2 separate regions of the Homo sapiens genome follow, and region 2 is linked to region 1. A link is a contact called in ENCODE Hi-C or POLR2A ChIA-PET data. All regions are on one chromosome and are shown on one strand. Each heading gives the region's core, a stretch centred on a gene start or an enhancer-like site at or near the end of the contact. The rest is flanking DNA. Distances are from core to core; before and after follow the strand shown. Region 1 overlaps CEMIP (cell migration inducing hyaluronidase 1). Region 2 has its middle 35 kb from the start of MESD.

The links. A loop is a pair of places that touch in the nucleus more often than their neighbours do. ChIA-PET counts read pairs that join two places held with the same protein, here RNA polymerase II (POLR2A).
Region 2: a loop to region 1 is called in a map of PC-3, with 2.7 times the contacts of the local background. The contact joins two enhancer-like sites. A Hi-C loop is called at or near these places in 6 of 168 maps with a recorded cell type or tissue (DLD1, MCF 10A, PC-3 and 3 more). POLR2A ChIA-PET finds 5 or more read pairs at or near these places in 2 of 52 experiments (H1 and activated naive CD8-positive, alpha-beta T cell).

Annotation. Positions count from the first base shown.
Region 1 is chr15:80,855,246-80,859,573 of GRCh38, reverse strand. The region is part of intron 1 of CEMIP (cell migration inducing hyaluronidase 1); the gene reads right to left. Among named protein-coding and RNA genes, the nearest start is that of MIR549A, 15 kb to the right of the region's middle. Within about 2 kb of position 2,438, at least 13 of the 41 ENCODE cell types and tissues checked have a DNase peak (open chromatin) inside an H3K27ac peak, as active enhancers do; they include PC-3 and PC-9, where a contact is called at or near this core.
Region 2 is chr15:80,952,508-80,956,835 of GRCh38, reverse strand. It overlaps a transcript of MESD not described here. Among named protein-coding and RNA genes, the nearest start is that of MESD, 35 kb to the left of the region's middle. RefSeq lists enhancers at 1,263-2,235, 2,236-3,207, 3,208-4,180. Within about 2 kb of position 2,380, at least 3 of the 41 ENCODE cell types and tissues checked have a DNase peak (open chromatin) inside an H3K27ac peak, as active enhancers do; they include PC-3 and PC-9, where a contact is called at or near this core.

The sequences.
Region 1 (4,328 bases), core at 1,189-3,688:
AACTAGAGGCATCCTTGAAACTGGAAACAAGGGCCTTGTGGGGCAAAGGCCTTCTGACCTGGGCAAAGGCATAGTCTGCTGGGAGCAGCAGGAGAGATGGGACAGATAGGGCATCATTGCCAGCAAGATGCCTCCTGCTCCCAGAACTAGATGTCTTCAGGAGAGGCAAGATCCAGACACAGGTTTAGAACAAAAGGTGATGAACTGGAACCAGCCTTAATGATTGATGGGAGAAGGTGCTACATTCAAAATGAATGAGGAGCCCACAGAGGATGTTTGTGAGTTTCATCTCCTGCTCCCGAATTCAGCCCCTAGATCTTCCTTTGCAGCCATCTTTCCCTTTACTCTCAGTCCATGTAGCTCAATGGGGGCTGACCCACTCGCCTTGCTCCTAAGGTAGATATGTGACCCGGCCTGGCCAATGAATAGATCCATTCCCCTGGCTGCTGTGATTGGTGCAGGGATGTTCAGTTGACCCAAGTCAAAAAAAAGGGACATTGGCTGGAACTACTGGGAAAGCTGGATCTCATCCCACTGTGGTTGGCAAGCCTGGAGTTGCTGGGGCCACCCTTGCCTCTATATTGAGAGAGCCTCTCTAAGAGTGAAGCTTGCACAGGGGAATGTGGAGCCTAGAGATGGAGAAAGCTAATACTTGAGCACCAAGACCCAATTATGCCTGAAGCTACTACTATCCCTGGACTTTCAATTGCATGAGCCAACAAAGTTCCTTTTTCATTTAAGCCAGTTTGAATTGTGTTTTTGACATTCACTATGGAAACAACCCTAACTAATAAGAAGCCAAAAGGAGAAGGAAAGATGAAGATTAGTTCTTTTTTTCTTTTTTTTTTGAGATGGAGTTTCGCTCTTGTTGCTCAGGCTGGAGTGCAATGGCGCAACCTTGGCTCACTGAAACCTCTGCCTCCCAGGTTCAAGGGATTCTCCTGCCTCAGCCTCCTGAGTAGCTGGTATTACAGGCATGTGCCACCACACCCAGCTAATTTTGTATTTTTTTTTTTTTTTTTAGTAGAGACCAGGTTTCTCCATGTTGGTCAGGCTGCTCTTGAACTCCTGACCTCAGGTGATCCATCCGCCTTGGCCTCCCAAAGTGCTGGGATTACAGGCGTGAGCCACCAAGCCCAGCCAAAGGTTAATTCTTTCCAAGTCTTTTTGCTCTCATAAAGCGTTTATTTAATTAATGAGGCCTTACATTACTTTATCGGAAAAGAATACTTATTTTCCTCAATTGTATCATGTCCCCAAAACATGCAGTTTCCTAGAAAATGTGACCCACATTGGAAAGAATGAAAATCTTTACTACCACTAAGGTTGACGACTATTTCATGAAGGACTATGCAAGAACCACCCACCAGCCTACTCCCCACCTTATCCCAATCCATCTTCCACAGACCCACCAGCATGAATCGTGGCACATTTTTGCTTAAAATCCTCCAAGGGCTTCCCATCACACCAAGAATGAAGTCAGAGCCCTTTATCCAGCCCTGTGTGGCCTGACCCTTCTCCAGCCTCATCTCATGCCAGTCTCCACCCATGCAACATGGGCCTCTCTGTCATTTCCTTGAAGATGCCAAGCTTGATTCTGCCCCAGGGACTTTTCACATGCTGCTCCTACTGCCGGGAATGCTTTCCCTACTCCACTCACCCTCAGGTCCCAGTCTAAAGTCCTGTTCTTACAGATGCTTTTCCTACCATCTTCTTCCCATCTGAAGGTCCCTGCCTCAATACCCTTTGTAGCATCCTGGTTATTTTCTTCACACAGTTTATAATCATATATTCACTAATGGGTTTGCTTATTGTCCATTAACTTCATGACGGGAGGGATTTGGCCGTTGGTGATGCTACTCAGAGTGTGGTCAAGGGACCAGCAACATCAGCATCACCCAAGAGCCTGTTAGAAACCAGAGGTCTTGCCCCAGGCCACTGACTGGCAATCCTCAGTGACTAATGTGCACGGTGAAGTTTGCAAACTTCAACTTCTAAGGGTCCTTCCTCTGCTCTAAGACACCTTCTGCCCTCATCCTTCCCCACCGTGAAAGGAGTCAGAACTGCTGGCTTCTGTGCATCTCTTTCCATTCTCCTTCCTTTCCCCTGGGAAGCATTAATATTAACCAGTAGGGCCAAGAAACACAGAGGATGCCATGAAATTTCCTCAAAGAGCTGGGGGCCCTAGAGGGCTTACATGAGAGCCCTGAGACAGGCGTGCAGCCCATGAATGAGCCCCTTAGGCTCGGACACACAAGAGGCCAATTTGTTGGCACCTGCTGTGCCTGGAAGCCAGGCTGGAATGTCATGAGGCAGGGCCTGGCAGCAGTTCAGAGAGTGCAGCCTTCCTCCCGGGCTCCTGTTCTCAGGCTCACACAAACCCAGGAAGGGCAGAGACAGGGAATGTTTGCACAGCAGATAGACTTTCTCTACTCCTCCCTCTGCCCAGCCAGAGTGGAGTCGAAAGAGCACGCTTGATTTTAGTTCAAGTTTGGGCCAGAGTCCTTCTTTGATCTGAGAGGCTTGTCTTTTCCTGGGTTATTTATTTGTAGAAACCACTCTGGTTTCCTACTACTTCAAATACACCTACAGGAAGCCACTGGCAGGTGGGGTTCTAACGCATAGGCCTGTTTTACTGCCCTGGGTGCCACCGGCTCATTGTGATGGGATCAGTTACCTGGATCCCTGCACGCAGGTGAAATTTACAGCCCTGGGCTATAGAACAAAAGGCCCTGTTCTGTGGAAGAAAATGGGTTCTGATAAAGCTAGCTGGGAGGAGAGGCCAGAAACAGGGAGTCCTAGGTTCTAGTCCTGGGAGACCTTGGCAGACCTTCCCTGGGCCTCAGTATTCTCTCTCTAAAGTGAGACCCAGGAAAATGCATATTTTAGTGCTTACCCAGGGCCAGGGAGCTGTGACAGAGATATGTAAGGATGACAGTTCCTGACTGCATAATCTCAGCTTGCAATCCTGAGCTCCGGGACCCCTAACTCACCACTAGGGGACCCCAGGATTCCACATAATCGCTTTCCCCTCCAACCCAACATTTTGCTATGAAAATTTTCAAACACACAGCCAAGTTGAAAGAATCTCACAGTGAACACTAATACAGTGCAACCTAGATGCTACCAGTAACATTTTGCTGTGTTATTGCACATCCATCTATCCATCCAGAAATCAATCTCAGTCTTTGGATGCATTTCACAGTAAAGTGAAGACACCACCGTCCACATTTCCCCTTAAACACTTCAGCCTGCATATTATTAACTAGAGTTCCATATTCTTTTTTTCATCTTTTGAGGGAAATTTTACATGTAAATAAAACACACAAACCTAAAATGCACACTTGTTGAGTTTTGACAAATGCATATGTCTCTGAAACCCAGATCCCCAGGAATGTCCAGAACATTATCATCACCCCAGAAAGTTCCCTCATCCCCTTCCCAGTCAATTCCAACAAGAGGCAACCACTCTTCTAAGTGAGAAATACCAGAAACATTCCATAGATTCACTTTGCCTCTGCTAGGACTTCATGTAAATGGAATGATCCAGTATGTAGACCTTTGTACAAGGTTTCTTTCACTCAGCATGTTTTTGGGATTCACCTACGTTGCTGTGTGTATCAGTAGATAATTTCCTAGAATGGCAAAGAAATATCCAATTGCATTAATATGCTCTACTACACAACTGCCTTACTATGACTGCTTCAGGGAACTCCAATAAAATGGGATTTGGGAGCAAAAAGAAGGCACGGGCTGGGTGCGGTGGCTCACACCTGTAATCCCAGCACTTTCAGAGGCTGAGGCAGGCAGATCTCTTGAGGACAGGAGTTCGAGACTAGCCTGGCCAACATGGCAAAACCCCGTCTCTACTAAAAACGCAAAAATTAGCCAAGTGTGGTGGCATATGCCTATGGTCCCAGCTACTTGGGAGGCCGAGACAGGAGCTGAACCCAGGAGGCAGGAGCTTGAACCCAGGAGGCAGAAGTTGCAGTAAGCCGAGATCGTGCCACTGCACTCCAGCCTGGGAACAGTGAGATTCCATCTCAAAAAAGAAAAAAAAGAAAAAGAAAAAAAAAAAGAAGGCACAACTTTGCTACCAAAATGCAGTGAGAACGAGCTGTGTTTGCCACTGTCCTTCTCCAACCCAACAAGATGCTTTGGAGGCAGGTGTCCTCGGCTCAGTTCCCAGTTCCACCACTCATCTGCTGTGTGCAAGTTCTGGTACCTCCCTGTTCTGCAGCTTCTTCATCTGAAAGATGCTGGTGACAACAGGACCTTCCTCAAACAGCAGTTTTGAGGAAGAGTGAGGTAAGCATGTGTTCCATAAA
Region 2 (4,328 bases), core at 1,131-3,630, 97 kb before region 1:
TCAAACAAAAAAAAAGAGAGAAGATGAAGAGCTTAACACAGCCACCCCCTCTGCATGCTCCGTCCTTGTATCTGTTTTGCTTGTTATTACCATATATCCCAGGTTTGTAAAACCCAACTTTCCTTTGTAAATATTAACAATTGGCTATCTCAGAATTGCTTTTGGCTTTGCACCGAATTCTGTGTTTATATTTATAAAACTTATTGCAATATCTTTGTGGTTTTAGGGTTGGCTGCTGGCTTTTTTTTCCTGTTCCCCTTACCCCAATTGTAAATTCTTGATTTTGTTTCTCTATCTGATTAGAGAACACCTCAATGTTTTCTGGAAGAGCACCCTCGTGCTACTCTTTCTAAGCCTTTGTGTGTCCGAGAACTGTTTTCTTTTGCTCTCACCATGAATAACACCTAAGCCCAACTTTTCTGTAGACATGTTCCTTGTCTTCAATAATTAGTGTGTGGAGACCGGGGAAGAAAGAAGGAATCTTGCAGTCGAGGGGAGCAGTTGGACGCCTTCCGATTCTTAGCCCAGAGCTCTCCGTCCAACACACTTCATGTCATCATAGCTGGGCAGCCTTATATAAAATCCATTCTAAACTGGCTGCCTAGGCTCTTAGGGTCTTTTTTATTTTATTTTATTATTATTTTTTTAGACAGGATCTCACTCTGTCACCCAGGCTGGAGTGTAGTGGCGCGATCTCGGCTCACCACAGACTCTACCTTCCAGGCTCAAGTGATCCTCCCACCTCAGCCTGCTGAGTAGTTGGGACCACAGGCATGAGCCATCACGCCTGGGTAATTTTTGTATTTTTTGTAGAGATGAGGTTTTGCCATGTTGCCAGTCTGAGTCATGCATGACTCATGACAGTGTGAGCCACTGTGCCTGGTCTCTTAGAGACTCCTAAAACCACACTTCTCAGCCGGGCGCAGTGGCTCACACCTGTAATCCTAGCACTTTGGGAGGCCGAGGTGGGTGGATCACCTGAGGCAAGGAGTTTAAGACTAGCCTGGCCAACATGGCGAAAACCCGTCTCTACTAAAAATGCAAAAAATTAGCCAGGCGTGGTGGCTCAGGCCTGTAATCCCAGCTACTCAGGAGGCTGAGGCAGGAGAATCGCTTGAACCTGGGGGGCGGAGGTTGCAGGGAGCCGAGATTGCATCACTTCACTCCAGCCTGGGCTAAAGAGACTCTGTCTCTCTCACACACACACACACACACACACGCACAAACACACACTTCTCAAACTTTACTGTGCAAACAACTACCCTGGGTCCCTTCTTAAAATGCAGATTCTGATTCAGCTGATCTGGGAGAGCCTGAGATTGGGCATTTCTTTTTTTTTTTTTTTTTTGAGACGGAGTCTCTCCGTCGCCCAGGCTGGAGTGCAGTGGCGCAATCTCGGCTCACTGCAAGCTCCGCCTCCTGGGTTCACGCCATTCTCCTGCCTCAGCCTCCCGAATACTGGGACTACAGGCACCTGCCACTGCGCCCGGCTATTTTTTTTTTTTTGTATTTTTAGTAGAGACAGGGTTTCACCGTGTTAGCTAGGATGGTCTCGATCTCCTGACCTCGTGATCCGCCCGCCTCGGCCTCCCAAAGTGCTGGGATTACAGGCTTGAGCCACCGCGCCCGGCCGAGATTGGGCATTTCTAACCAGCTCCTGGTTATACTCCTGGGTGGTGCTGAACTTTTTTTTTTTTTTCTAGTAGAGACAAGGTCTCGCTGTGTTGCCCAGGCTGGTTTTGAATTCCTGGGCTCAAGCGATTCACCTGCCTCAGCCTCCCAAAGTGCTGGGGCTACAGGTGTGAACCACCTCCCCCAGCTGATGCTGATGATGCTGATGCCATTGGCCCATGGACCACACTGAGTAGCAGGCTTTAGAGCACAGGCATCCAATCTTTTGGCTTTCCTGGGCCACATTGGAAGGAGAATTGTCTTGGGCCATACGTAAAATACACTAACACTTAACGATAGCTGATGAGCTTTAAAAAAATGCAAAAAAACTCATAATATTTTAAGAAAGTTTACAAATTAGCGTTGGGCTGCATTCAAAGCCATCCAGGGCTGCATGTAGCCCACTGGCGGTGGGTTAGACGAGCTTGCTTTATAGCTTTCAAAGCTGAGTCATGCATGTTGTTGATTCTGTTTGATGCTCCTGATTGTTTTCTGTGAGGGAGGGCAGTTCCTGGGACAATGAACTCTTCCCTTCCTCCATCCCCTCCCCCAACCCTCACCATTACCTCTGTCTGCTCTCCTTCTCACCCCAACCCAGCCCTGAGGACATGAGGGCACTGCCAGGTGCCTGTGGACTTGATCCTCCCAGGATTAAGCCCTTCCCACCACCCACATCCTACTCCTTTCCCTGCCATTGAGAAAACCTCTGCCGCCTACCTAGCCCCCAGGCTAAAACAGCTAGGATGGGGTCAAAGGGCTCAGGATTTTGGCTTCAGTACTGGAGGCAGGAGGGTTGCGCTAGGGTCGGCTTTTATGCCTTTGTTCAACACAGCAAGCACACATTACCCAACAGAACTCTGCCAGATATGGGAAAACCTATGGCCTATGCTCTGCAGGAGGCTACAGTCTGGAGGAAGGGGTGAATGTTAGCCTGGGACAGGGGGCGCAATATCAAGGCACTGGGCCCTGGGCCCAGGAGAGGAAGGAGAAAGCTGCCAGGCATGGGTCAGAGAAGGCTTTGTGTGGAGCTACGCCCTGGAACATGAGTAGGCGTGGGCCAAGCCGAGAGGAGAGAGGGCAGGGTGGGTCAGGTCATCTACCATGTTATGAGGACTCTAAGATCCTTGAGCCAGTGGGAGGGGATGAGGATTAGGGCTCATCTGGGGATTGGGGATGAGGAAGGAATGGGTGACCAGATTGGAGATGCAGGCATATGCCACCTCAGGGACTGCCTGTGTGCCCAACTCAGCATACCCTGTGTGCCTGTGGGTATGGGAACAAAATTCTCCCAAACGCCTGCTTCCAGCTTTGTGCCGTTGCGTTTTCTTTAGGCAGATGTTGTTAGCTGTCACTGCACTGACCTCTAAGGCCACCCCAGCCTCCATGAGTGAACGCCCATGCCTTCACCCCTCCTGTCTGTGGGGAGGAACCCCACCCCCTTTCCTCCAGCAACTCCTACACATCGCCTCCAGGCCTTCCCAGCACCATTCCCTCACCAGGAATGTTCTTTGCCCTTCTTCACTTAGTTCATTCCTATGCATTCTGCAAAACTTAACTCTGCCACACTTTTCTGACCTGTCCCCTCCCAGGCTGGTGAGGGAGAGCAGATCATCCTGTCTGTCTCCCTGCGGACAGGAACGGAAGGTGCCCACTGGTCACCTAATGCATTGCAGTGACTACTTGTGGGATCTGGTGACTATTGCAGGGACAAATGAAGGACCCTGAAGTGCCTGCCTGTCCCTCCACCCCAACCTCTCTGTGGCTTCTTTTGCTGTGCGTCTAGCTGGGTGCAGTGTCCCATTGCTCGACGGTTCCTCGTTGGCGTCTGCTTTCCAAGTCCTCCCTGGATGCCTCTTCTATGCACCTACTGAATCAGTGGGCTGTGCTCTCTTTCACACAGTGACACTTCTGGCTGAGAAGTCACTAGTAACCCCCCACCCTCTTTCATCACAGCCAGTGGGCCCTAAAGCTGACCCTGTGTTTGGCCCAACCCACCTTCCACTTTGCCTCTCATGACTGAGCCTTGATTTATGCCCAGGTGTTCTCAAGCCCACACTCTGATAGCTGCCCCTCTGTCAGACTCTGCCTCTTACAAAAGGCCCTTCTCTTATCCATCTCTGACTCTCAGGCCAACACCTGTCCTACTTCCACTCACTGACCTTCCCTGACCAATCCAGGCGATGATCACTCCCTGCCCTCAGAAGCCTGCCACACCACTCATTGGGCAGGTAATTTCATGTTCTCCATGGGGTCATTCTGTGTTCCTCTGTGTGCACCGTGCCTGGCACAGAGCAGGGGTGCAAAAATATTTGTTGACTGAGTGTGCAAGTGTGATCTCTTTCTCCTGGCAAAGTTTCCTGAAGGTAGAGGCCGTGTACTCTCTACTGCACAGCTGACTTTATGCCCAAAGCTAGTCTGCCAGATATATTTGTGTATTGGCAGCTTAAAACGACCAATCTGGTACCAGCCCCTTTAAGTGAATTGACTATACACAGATGCACACAGACAGACAGACAGAGAGACATACACACACACACACACACACACGAGACATAGTTGTTTTGTTTTTAAACCCAATGCATAAGACCCAGGAGCTCTTTGGAAATCAAGAGAAGAACTCTCTGTGGTGATGGAAATGTTTTATATCGACTCTATCC